2 separate regions of the Homo sapiens genome follow, and region 2 is linked to region 1. A link is a contact called in ENCODE Hi-C data. All regions are on one chromosome and are shown on one strand. The core of a region is the stretch at or near the end of the contact, and the rest is flanking DNA. Distances in the headings are between cores, read along the strand shown. Region 1 holds the start of PPP2R3A (protein phosphatase 2 regulatory subunit B''alpha). Region 2 holds the start of LINC01391 (long intergenic non-protein coding RNA 1391).

Region 1 (7,011 bases), core at 2,760-5,259:
AGGGACTTGCAATGTTTCTGTGGGCTAAGACAGGGACAAGTCTCCTGCCAAGGATCCCAAGATGGTGGGGAGCTGGTTGTCCACCGTGATCTCACTTTTTCCAGTGTATAAACTGATTTAGGAGGAAACTTTTTGAATGCTTGGTGCTGGACAGAATAGGGGGAGGGGCATCCTGAACATGGAAGTCATTCTCTTACCATCTGCTTGGAGCTTTTTCACTTCTTTGTGACCCTGCAAACTGTCTCATCCTCATATTTCAGTTTTGGGATATTATTGATGGTAATCTTGGTGTTGTGTATTTGGGTTTGGTCTTCTTTTTCTGGGGAAAAGGGGGAGCCGGCTTGCTTCTATGCTGCCATTTTGGAACCAGAAGTCTCACATTTAATATGACTATTGATATGGTTGGATGTAAGTCTATCGTCTGCTGTACTGGAAATTGGAAGTCTGTTGCACTTCTTAGATCTGTGAGTATATAGTTTTCATAAATTTTGGAAACTTTTGGCTAGTATTTCTTCAGATACTTTTTGTCTTCACTCCTCTCCTTTGGAGATTCCACATATTAGGCCACTTGTAGTTGCTCTTTAGCTCACTGATGCTCTTTTCATTAACATTTCTCTTTCTGTGTGTTTCATTTTGGATAATTTCTATTGATGTGACTAATCTTTTCTTTGGTAATGTCTAATTTGCCATTAATCCAATCTAATGTATTTTTATTCTAGACATTATAGTCTTCAACTATAGAAATACAATTTGTGTCTTTTTTACATCTTCCCTTTTTAATATGTACTTAACTTTTTTGGCATTTGGAATATAGTTATAGTAATTGTGGTTTTGTTTGTTTGTTTGTTTGTTTTTGTTTTTGTTTGAGATGGAGCCACTCTGTTGCCCAGGCTGGAGTGCAGTGGCACGATCTCGGCTCACCACAACCTCTGCCTCCCGGGTTCAAGCGATTCTTCTGCCTTAGCCTCCCAAGTAGCTGGGATTATAGGCGCCTGCCACCATGGCCGGCTAATTTTTTTGTATTTTTTAGTAGAGACGGGGCTTCACCATGTTGGTCAAGCTGGTCTCAAACTCCTGACCTCGGGTAATCCACCCATATTAGCCCCACAAAGCGCTGGGATTACAGGTTTGAGCCACCATGCCCAGCCATAGTAATTGTTTTAATGTCTTTCTCTGCTAATTCTAACATCTGTGATAGTTCTGGTCTATTTTTGATTTGTTGATTTTTCTATTCATTATGGGTTATACTTTTCTAAATTGATCAAGCCTCTAGTAACTATCCTTTATGGGAAATACAAGGTTAGAGGCACATGTTAAAGAACATCACAGCAATCAGCAAAATGCAGAATGTGGGAAACTCCTTATAACAATCTATTTCTTCAATATAAAAGTACAAGGAAAGAAAAAGGTGTAAGACATTTTAACCAAATGCATTGTGAGGAACTTGTTTGGATCATGACTGGAAGAAGTAAACTACATGAAACATTTATGAGAAAATTGGGAAATTTTGAACACTGTCTAGATGTTAATAAATTATTACTTTAAAAGACAATTTAATGATTTTGTGGTTGTTTTTAAAAATAGACCTTATCATTTAGAGATGCATAGTGAAATATTTATGGATGAAATAATAATGCTCCATGTGATTTGCCTTAAAATAATCCAAGGAGGGAAAGAAAAGGTGAGGGTACAGATGGAACAAATTGGTCATGGGATAATTGTTGAAGCCAAGTAATGGGTGCATAGTAGTTAATTATATTATTCTGTCTCTGTTTTCAATATTTGATATTTTTATACTAAAAAAAATTTCAGATGTTTTCTTGTCTAATAAGACTTGCCCTACTCTCTTCCTATACCTCATAGAATTAATTGTGCTCATGACTGCTCCCCTACCGTCATGTAATTTAAACATTTATTTTCAAATCTTTCTCCCTTACTTGGCCATAAGCTCCTTGAGAACAAAGATTGACAGAGTTTCACTCTGATCACCCAGGCTGGAGTGCAATGGAGAGATCTCGGCTCACTGCAACCTCCACCTCCCGGGTTCAAGTGATTCTCCCGCCTCAGCCTTCTGAGTAGCTGGGATTACAGACGCGTGCCACCACGCCTGGCTAATTTTTGTATTTTTAGTAGAGATGGGTTTTCACCATGTTTACCAGGCTGGTCTCAAACTCCTGGCCTCAGGTGATCCACCCTCCTTGGCCTCCCAAAGTGCTGGGATTTCAAGCGTGAGCCACCACGCCCAGCCCCTGTATCTTCTTTATTTTATATCATTTGTATTCCTACCACCTAGTACAGTCTGAGTACTCAATACATTGTGGTGAATTGGCAACTCTCTAGCCCCAATTCACCATGGTCCTCATGACAGAGAGACTAACTCTATTGTATTGAATCAAATTTCCAGTCACGTATTGTGTCCTTTATACATTCAAGTTATAATGTGTATAAATGCATGGCAAAAGGGCCAAAGGAGCCCTAATGTAAAAACATTGGCAATAAAACTGTTGAGACAAACCAAGAATCCAGGTTGCCAGGGTCAGCAGTTTTAACATTGTTTTATGGTACATTGTGTACTTTTCCTTCTTACTGATATGCATTGCACTGTGACCTTTGCAGAGTCCTATCCTGCCCTGCATTTTTCACAGAGTTGCTCTCAGTCTCAAATAAGATACCATATGCATGTGAAAGGGCTTTTGAAATGGAAAAGCAGTAGAAAGTTGAAAGTAAAATGGTCTCTTTCTCTCTAGGGCATCAAGGCATCTCACAGAGCACACTTTAGCTACTGGGAGGATTGACCTTGGGTGAAATTTCAGTATGTAAAGCTTGTTTGGGGTTATCTTACATAATTTTTTCTTTCCTTGTGCTATACACACACACACACATATATGTGCATATATGTACAATGCACATATATACACACACACATATGGCACCTAGTATATGCTTGGTGCTATGCTAGGTGCTGGGGAGACAGTGAGAACAACCCAGGTGCCCAGGACCTGTCCTCACAGCCCACCTAATCCTTTTAAGTCTTTACATACCTCCCATCCCCCACCCCCATGCTCCTTACTCATGGTATTCAACCCAACTGATTGACTTATTTATTGTTATTTATATGCTTATATATTTATAGATTTATCATTTTATCAAGATTTTTACGAAGATACTCAATTGGAGGTTCCTAATTCTGGAGAAATTTCCATTTTACAAATATATTCTTGGAGAGGGCATGATTATGGACCTGTCACATTTGAGTACTGTGGCAGTTAGAAGGAGGGCAATTTTGGGAGGCCCTTCCAGGCTATGTCCTTCCAGCTATTAATGAGGTTCTGTTTCAGAGCAGACCATATTACACGGTGTTATTAATAAATCTGGCGAGTGGTTATAAGGGTGTGTGTATCGGAATAATCCATTAAGCTGTACATTGGTTTTATATGGCTGTCTATATTTGTGTTTTATTTAACAGTAACAGTTAACAATAACAGTTAAAAATAAGTATCACTTCTTTTAAAATTCACACAACTTCTTGGGCTGAGTGAAATGTGGCGCAGGTGCAGGACTGTGGGAAGACAGGAGCGCCAGGGAATGTCTGGCCAGCAGCGCGCTGCCCTCAAGGGGCCTCCTTGAAGGCCCCTTGAAGAGGGCAACACAACTAATGACGATAACAATAACAACGATGACAATATTGACGATGACAATAACAGTAATAAATCCGAGCAAGAGACTCGAATCTGTCAAACAGCAGCGACCACCACGAATCGCATCCCCGCGGCGCCGCCATACAGGAGACTGCCCTCGCCGAGGCCACAGCGGCTCTCGCGGCGCCCCTGGAGGCCCCCTTCCTGCCTTGGCCAGAGGGGCGGGGCGTAGGCTGGGGGCGGGGCCGGAGAGTGGGCGGGGCCTGGCGCGTGGGCGGGGCTCCGGGCGGGCCGGCCGCCGAGGGTGGGGCCGAGGAGGAGGAGGAGGAGGAGGAGAAGGAGGTAGGGGCCTGCGGGTGGCTGGGCGGGGCGCGCTCGGGCCTCCGCTCTTCACGCGCCGCATTCGTAGCCCGAGAGTCCGCGCCGCGGGGAGGCTTGGAGGCAAGCGCTGCCCGCGAGCTGAGCCGCCGGAGGAGGAGCCGCGGGCAACGAGGTAGGCAAAGGAACACTGGCCGCACGGCCTGGAGCCTTCAGCTCCCTCGTCCCGGCCCGAGGGGGTGGCGAGGCTCGGGGCGGCGCGCGGAGGCCGGGGCGGGCGGGGCCGGGACCTGGGGGCGGGGACCGGCCTGGCCAGAGGGGCCACACGGAGCTGATTGGGCTGTGGAAGTCGGAATTCCAGTCGGTGCGGTGCGGTGCGGTGCGTTGCCTCGGCGCGGCCGGCCGGTCCCGGGACACGGCACCAGGGAGGTGTGGAAATTGCCTGCCCCAGGGGCGCCCGCGGAGGAGGGTAGGCGGGGGCGGCCTGGGCCCTCCCACTTTTCAGGGCTCCTGGGCCAGTTCGCCCGCACAGCCCTCGGGAACTTGTTAACAGGAAAGCCTGGCAGAGAAACAAATGCCAGCGTTTTGGAAGAACTGAGAGTCACGTCGTTAGGCGCTGAGGCTTTCTTTTCCTTCCCCGCCCCCTGCCCAACCTCGGCCCGACTTGGCCAAAGAAGGATGTGTCACCAGCTCCGGGCCGCGGACGGGATTCCCGGCCCGCCAGGAGCCGGGGTACCTGAAACAAAGGTAAACGGAGGCCGGGCGGCCCCTGGTCCTGCACCGCGGCCGCGCTGGAGCGCCTCGGTGGGTCTCTCCCGCGCCGACCTGGCCGCCGCCGCCGCGGAGGGGCGTTCTCCTGGGGGACCTCTCGATGGAAACCAGCTGGCCGGGCTTGGAGTTGATGTTGCATCCGAACTCTGTTGTGCTCCCGTTATTCCCAGTCCTCCCACTCTGGTAAAGCTTAAGGAAATTTTATCCAGTCTTGGTGGTCAGCAAATGTAGGGGAAGACAAATTATTGTTTGTAAATTATAAGGTATTTTCTAATTAGGAAATGGCCTGAAAACATTAAATTCTTAACACGTAAGCAAAAAAAGAGTAATTCCTTCCAACATCTGAGGAAGTATTCCTCCTCAAATCTTCATTTATGTACAAAACATCCCCCACACCTTTGGTGCCAGGCATTTTTCTTTGTTCTTCCTTAGTCTCAGGCCTTAGTTTCTTGTAAACAGAACCCAGCGCCTAGACCCTAAGAATTGCCATACTAGGTCAGAGCATGGGCGTCCAGTTCAGTAGGCAGCCGGCTTGTGTTGTAGTAAAACTGTTGTTTTTTTTTCTTGGTGGTATGTTAAAAATTATCTCAGTTTCTTTCAGTAGTCCATGAAAGCCTTTTAAAAATTTTCTAAGCCACTGCTAATTTACACACACAATTTATTTACATTTATTGCATCCAAATGGCCCTTTTATCACCTCTGGCAGAAGAACTTAATGGCATGAGATACTTGTGGAAAAAAACTTAGATCTTTTATACAATCTAGGAGCTCAGAAATCTAGGAGATTTCTAGGAGAACGGGGAAACAGATCAAAAAGGTTTTTAAAAAACAAAGCTTTGGGAAAGTGTTACTGGGGCCAATCTGGCTGTTGAGTTCAAAAATAGCTTTATGCACTGACAACCTGAACATTGAGCAGTTAAAGATTTATTTGTACTCATAAGTATTTGCATATTTTAAAATGTAGCTTAACATTCTGGAGAGTGAAGGGCCTATCTGACTTTATCTTGGGCTGAATTAATTTGGCCTTAATGTTCAGCTGAAACCAGCTACTCTGAGAGAATGGAAGTTTTGTTTCAGCGAGAAAGGAAAAAAGGAAATGAATAATTTTGGAGTATAGGGTACTTGGGGGCACCTGTTCAAATCATAACTTTGCTTTTAAACTCTTCAGAGACTCCTCCTTGCTCCTGACAAACATAGTCCCCACTGATCTGGCCCCTGTTACCTTTCAAACACACAGCTGAAGCTTCACCTCTGCCCTGAAGCTTTGCTTGACACCCCCCATCCCCCAAAAAGAAAACAGATATTTAAAAATCACCACCCTCAGAAGTGCAATTGACAGCTCTTTTGAGTGTTATCGTCCTCTGAGTCAGAGTTTCTCATTTGTAGTTCTGTTGACATTTTAGGCCAGGTAATTTCTAGTTGTGGAGGGCTATCATGTGCAGCGTAGGATGTTTAGCAGCATTTCTAACCTTTACTGAGGAATAGATACCAGTAGCACTCCACACACACAGTTGTGAACATCAAAAATGCTTACAGACATCGCAAATGTCCCCCAGGAGGACCAAAATCACCCTTAGTTAAGAACCACTGTTGTGAGCAGACTGCTGCCTTAACACTAGTGACGCAGCATTGTCCTCATTTGCTTAGGTGTTTACTATACTAAGCTTGAGGGCGGGAACAGTTATTTATTTAACAGATTTCTGAAGGCCTGTTTTGCCAACTGGACACTAGATTAGGTATGGAAATAGATTAGTAAAAACAACTTTGCATGCCTGGACCTTATAGTCTAAGGAGGGTGACAGATGTATACATGCATAAATATACATTTATCTCATTACGATTGTGTTAATTTCTGGGAGAAGTACAGGCAGCTCTGAGTGCATAAAACAGATGTCCTGATGTAGTTTGGAAACTGGGGAAAGTTTCCATGGGGAAGTGACCTTTGAGGTGGACGGTGAAGGATTAACAGGAGTTACTAGGTGAAGCTCACGGGAACAATATTCCGGGCAGAAGGAACAGATGTGAATACCTTGAGGAAGAAAGGAACAGGGCCGCTTTTGGGAACCCAGAAGCCAGGAACACGGAGAGTGATGACACAAAATGAAGCTAGGAAAATAGGCAAAGGCTGTCCACTAAGCAGTGGTTCTCAGTCCAACACTCTCATCAGAACCACCAGAACTTAAGACCGACGCCTGGGCCCTCCTCCAAGCAAATCAGAGCATTTTTGGTGGGTTCTGCTCCCTCCCCCAGCTACCATTTTCCCTGTCTTCCAAAGGAATAACCA
Region 2 (2,861 bases), core at 1-2,500, 3.0 Mb after region 1:
CAATGCCAAAAATATATGCCCACTCTGCAGGCGAATGACAGACACACACACCTCCCACCCTGTCACCAATACACAACTGACACTGTACACACACATTTGCAGCAGATACAGACTACACAATTACTTGCCCATGGGCTAAATTTTCACGCTAGACAAAGCACAAACAGACATGCACACAGCAGGCTGCTTTCTGTTCTGCAACTCCCCTTAGCCAGATAGTGGAGCAGCCGGGCACCAAAGGCACCCAGACACCAGGCCTGACCAGCCTCTAGGGCTTCCTGCTCCAGCTGAGCCTCCCTCTCCATCCTGCTCCTGCCGGTTCCTGGTAAGCTCCAGTCCCAGTCTTGAGGTGATGCCCCCTGAGAATCCCCGTGGCTTGGTCTCCTGCCTTGTAGCCTCTCGCAGGATGCCTGTGGGGGGCGGGGGGCATTCTGAGCAGAAGCCACTTGGGCCCAACTATACATAACAGGATACCACCCTGAGGTTCCTACCGCCTGACCACTGGAGGGCTGAAGTGAGAGGCCTGCAGGCTCATTCCCGTGGCGCAAAACCGCTCCTGGCCCACCAGCCGGCCTGGACCTGCCGCCACATTGCTGGCCAGGCCCCGAGATAGACGGGGGGGGGGCAGTGAGGGCTGGGTGCGGGGTCTAGTCTCAGCTGAGCAGCAGCCCGCAAGAACCGGCGGATCTATCCTATCAGAAGTCGGAAGTCATCTATCCCATCAGAAGAGTGAAAGCCGACCACCCCCTAATCCGCCTGGGAGAACCAGACTGCAACCAGGTCAAACGCCTGTGTGCCTGCGCGGAAGCATGGATCTTAATTCGTTATTTGGGGATCTCAGTAAAGGAAGAGAGAGAAAGAAAAAAGACTAAATTTCTGCAGCCGCGAAGTATGTTCAATCCTTACTGAAACCTCCAAATCTCCTACCCATATCTCAAGGTAAATGAATTCTGACTATTAAAAATAATAAAGCAGTCACTTCTCACATTTGTACAGAGGTTAGCAGTTTGCAGCGCATTTCCACAACCAGAATTTTATCTATTAATGTTTGGAACAAACTCTTGGCTGTTATAGTTGACTCAAAATCGAAAAGTTTGAGAACAATAATAAAAACACAGCCAGCCCATACACCTAGTACAACTGTGTATGAGGTAGAATACAAACTTGAATAGGTACAAAAATAAACCAAGTCCTACCTACAGTCGCGCCTTGTGAACGAACCACGGCAGAAAAAGTCTTTCTGCTGACGTTAAACAGCCGCAACGGGCCAGTGATGACACAGAAAACAAACAATCCCAGGAAAACAAAGCAGCAGCGACAGCCACAAACGCCTGCCACCCCGGTTGCTCTCAATCTTTGTTTAACTCATTCTGAAAAAGATAAAATTTTGCTGAAAATCTTCCTCTTTTAACTAGCTGCTGAACTAAGGAGCGACAGAAATAAAGAAGTCCGTGTTAAAAGAAGGAACACAAAATTTATTCGGGAATCGACAAGGCAAAAAACAAAAACAAAACAAAAAAACACAACAAAAGTGCTCTAGTTCTCTCTAGAAAATTTGGTCCCCCAAACAACAAGCTACAGTACAACCAGGTCTATGGTTTTCGGGCCGGGCCGGCTCCGGGCCACAAGACCGCCTAGGTCGGCCGCTGCCGGGTTTCACATTTCTCCTTCCCAAGGTGGGAGAAGCAGGAGGTTTGAAAAACAAAAAGCAGGGAGGACGAGCCGTCCCAGCAGCGTGGGCCAGGCAGGCAGTGATCTCCCTGCCTCCAGGACTTGCATCGAAAGATCCGGGGACATTTGTTTTTGATTTTTTTCTTCAGATAGGGAGAGGGTGAAACTTCCCCAATTGGTAGACGAAACCATCTTTTATTGGATATATTCTCCTAACTCTGAACACAGCTTTTTGAAGGCCCAACAAAAACTCTAACGCAAATCTTCCAGAAGAGAAGATGAGGAATACTAAAGCTTTTGATTTTCATATTTGGATTTAGCAAACTCCAAGGCCACAATACTTCCCCGGTTGCCCGGTGAATTTTTTTTCCTTTTTTTTTTTTTAAATACTCTCTTAAAAAGTTCCACCGATCTTTCAAACAAAACATTAGCCAGCCGCCGGGGCCCGGAGGTGCCCGAAGCGACGGGACTGATAGCGGAGGAAACGCAGCCTCCCTCCGCGCCCGCCCGCGGTGTAAACCGAGTACAGGCCGTGGAGCCAGGCTGCCCCGGCTCCCGCTGGGTCCCAACCCCCGCCCCGCCTAGTGGGCCCCGCGGCAAGCGGCTTCTGAACAGCTTCAAGAGGGTTCGCGGAGCAAACACACGTATTGGTCCGTCCCTTTCTCGGGCAGCGCGGTCCCGCCATCAGTCCTGTCCGGCGCGTCTAGCCATGGACTGCACGGCAGTCGGGCGGGGAACGCGGAGAGCGAGCGCACCGACCTGTGAGAGAAGGCCAAGAGGTCTGCGCTGCCGACGCCCGGTCGCACCTCCGCCCCGGGCCCTTTCCGCGGTGAATTTGGGCAGGAGACGCTGGGGCTCCGGAAAGAGACGAGCCCAGTAGAAAGCGCGCAGAGAGGCAGCTTCAGGCCAGGGGAGTGCAAGGTCACAGAGGTCAGGGAGGTGAGCACAGGAGGACATAAACTGAGGGGACAAAGAGGAGCGACAGGAGCTTAGGAAAGCGAAAAAGCACAGAGGGACCCTGGGCGCTGGCTCCAGAGGCGGGCCCAGAGGGTGTGAGGTCAGGCTGGCGGCGGCGTCGTCGGCTGCGACCGGGGCCGGCGTCGCGCGTCCCTGCATCCTCGCATCCGTCTGCACCGGCATGCGGTGGGCTCTCAGAGATCGAGGCGCGAATGCAGCGCGCCGGTCTTGCT

Evidence for each region. Hi-C counts contacts between places; a loop is a spot of excess contacts on that map.
Region 2: a loop to region 1 is called in a map of ascending aorta, with 6 times the contacts of the local background. The contact joins the promoter of LINC01391 here to the promoter of PPP2R3A in region 1. A Hi-C loop is called at or near these places in 2 of 168 maps with a recorded cell type or tissue (CD8-positive, alpha-beta T cell and ascending aorta).

The regions. Positions count from the first base shown.
Region 1 is chr3:135,961,719-135,968,729 of GRCh38, forward strand. PPP2R3A (protein phosphatase 2 regulatory subunit B''alpha) reads left to right here and starts at 4,010. Exons shown (of 14, transcript NM_002718.5): 1 at 4,010-4,131. RefSeq lists an enhancer at 3,584-4,402 and silencers at 3,847-4,076, 4,207-4,486.
Region 2 is chr3:138,942,770-138,945,630 of GRCh38, forward strand. It overlaps LINC01391 (long intergenic non-protein coding RNA 1391), which reads right to left and starts at 1,251. Exons shown (of 3, transcript NR_121649.1): 1 at 1,197-1,251. FOXL2 (forkhead box L2) reads right to left here. Exons shown (of 1, transcript NM_023067.4): 1 at 1,455-2,861. The coding sequence ends at 2,823. RefSeq lists an enhancer at 1,754-2,343.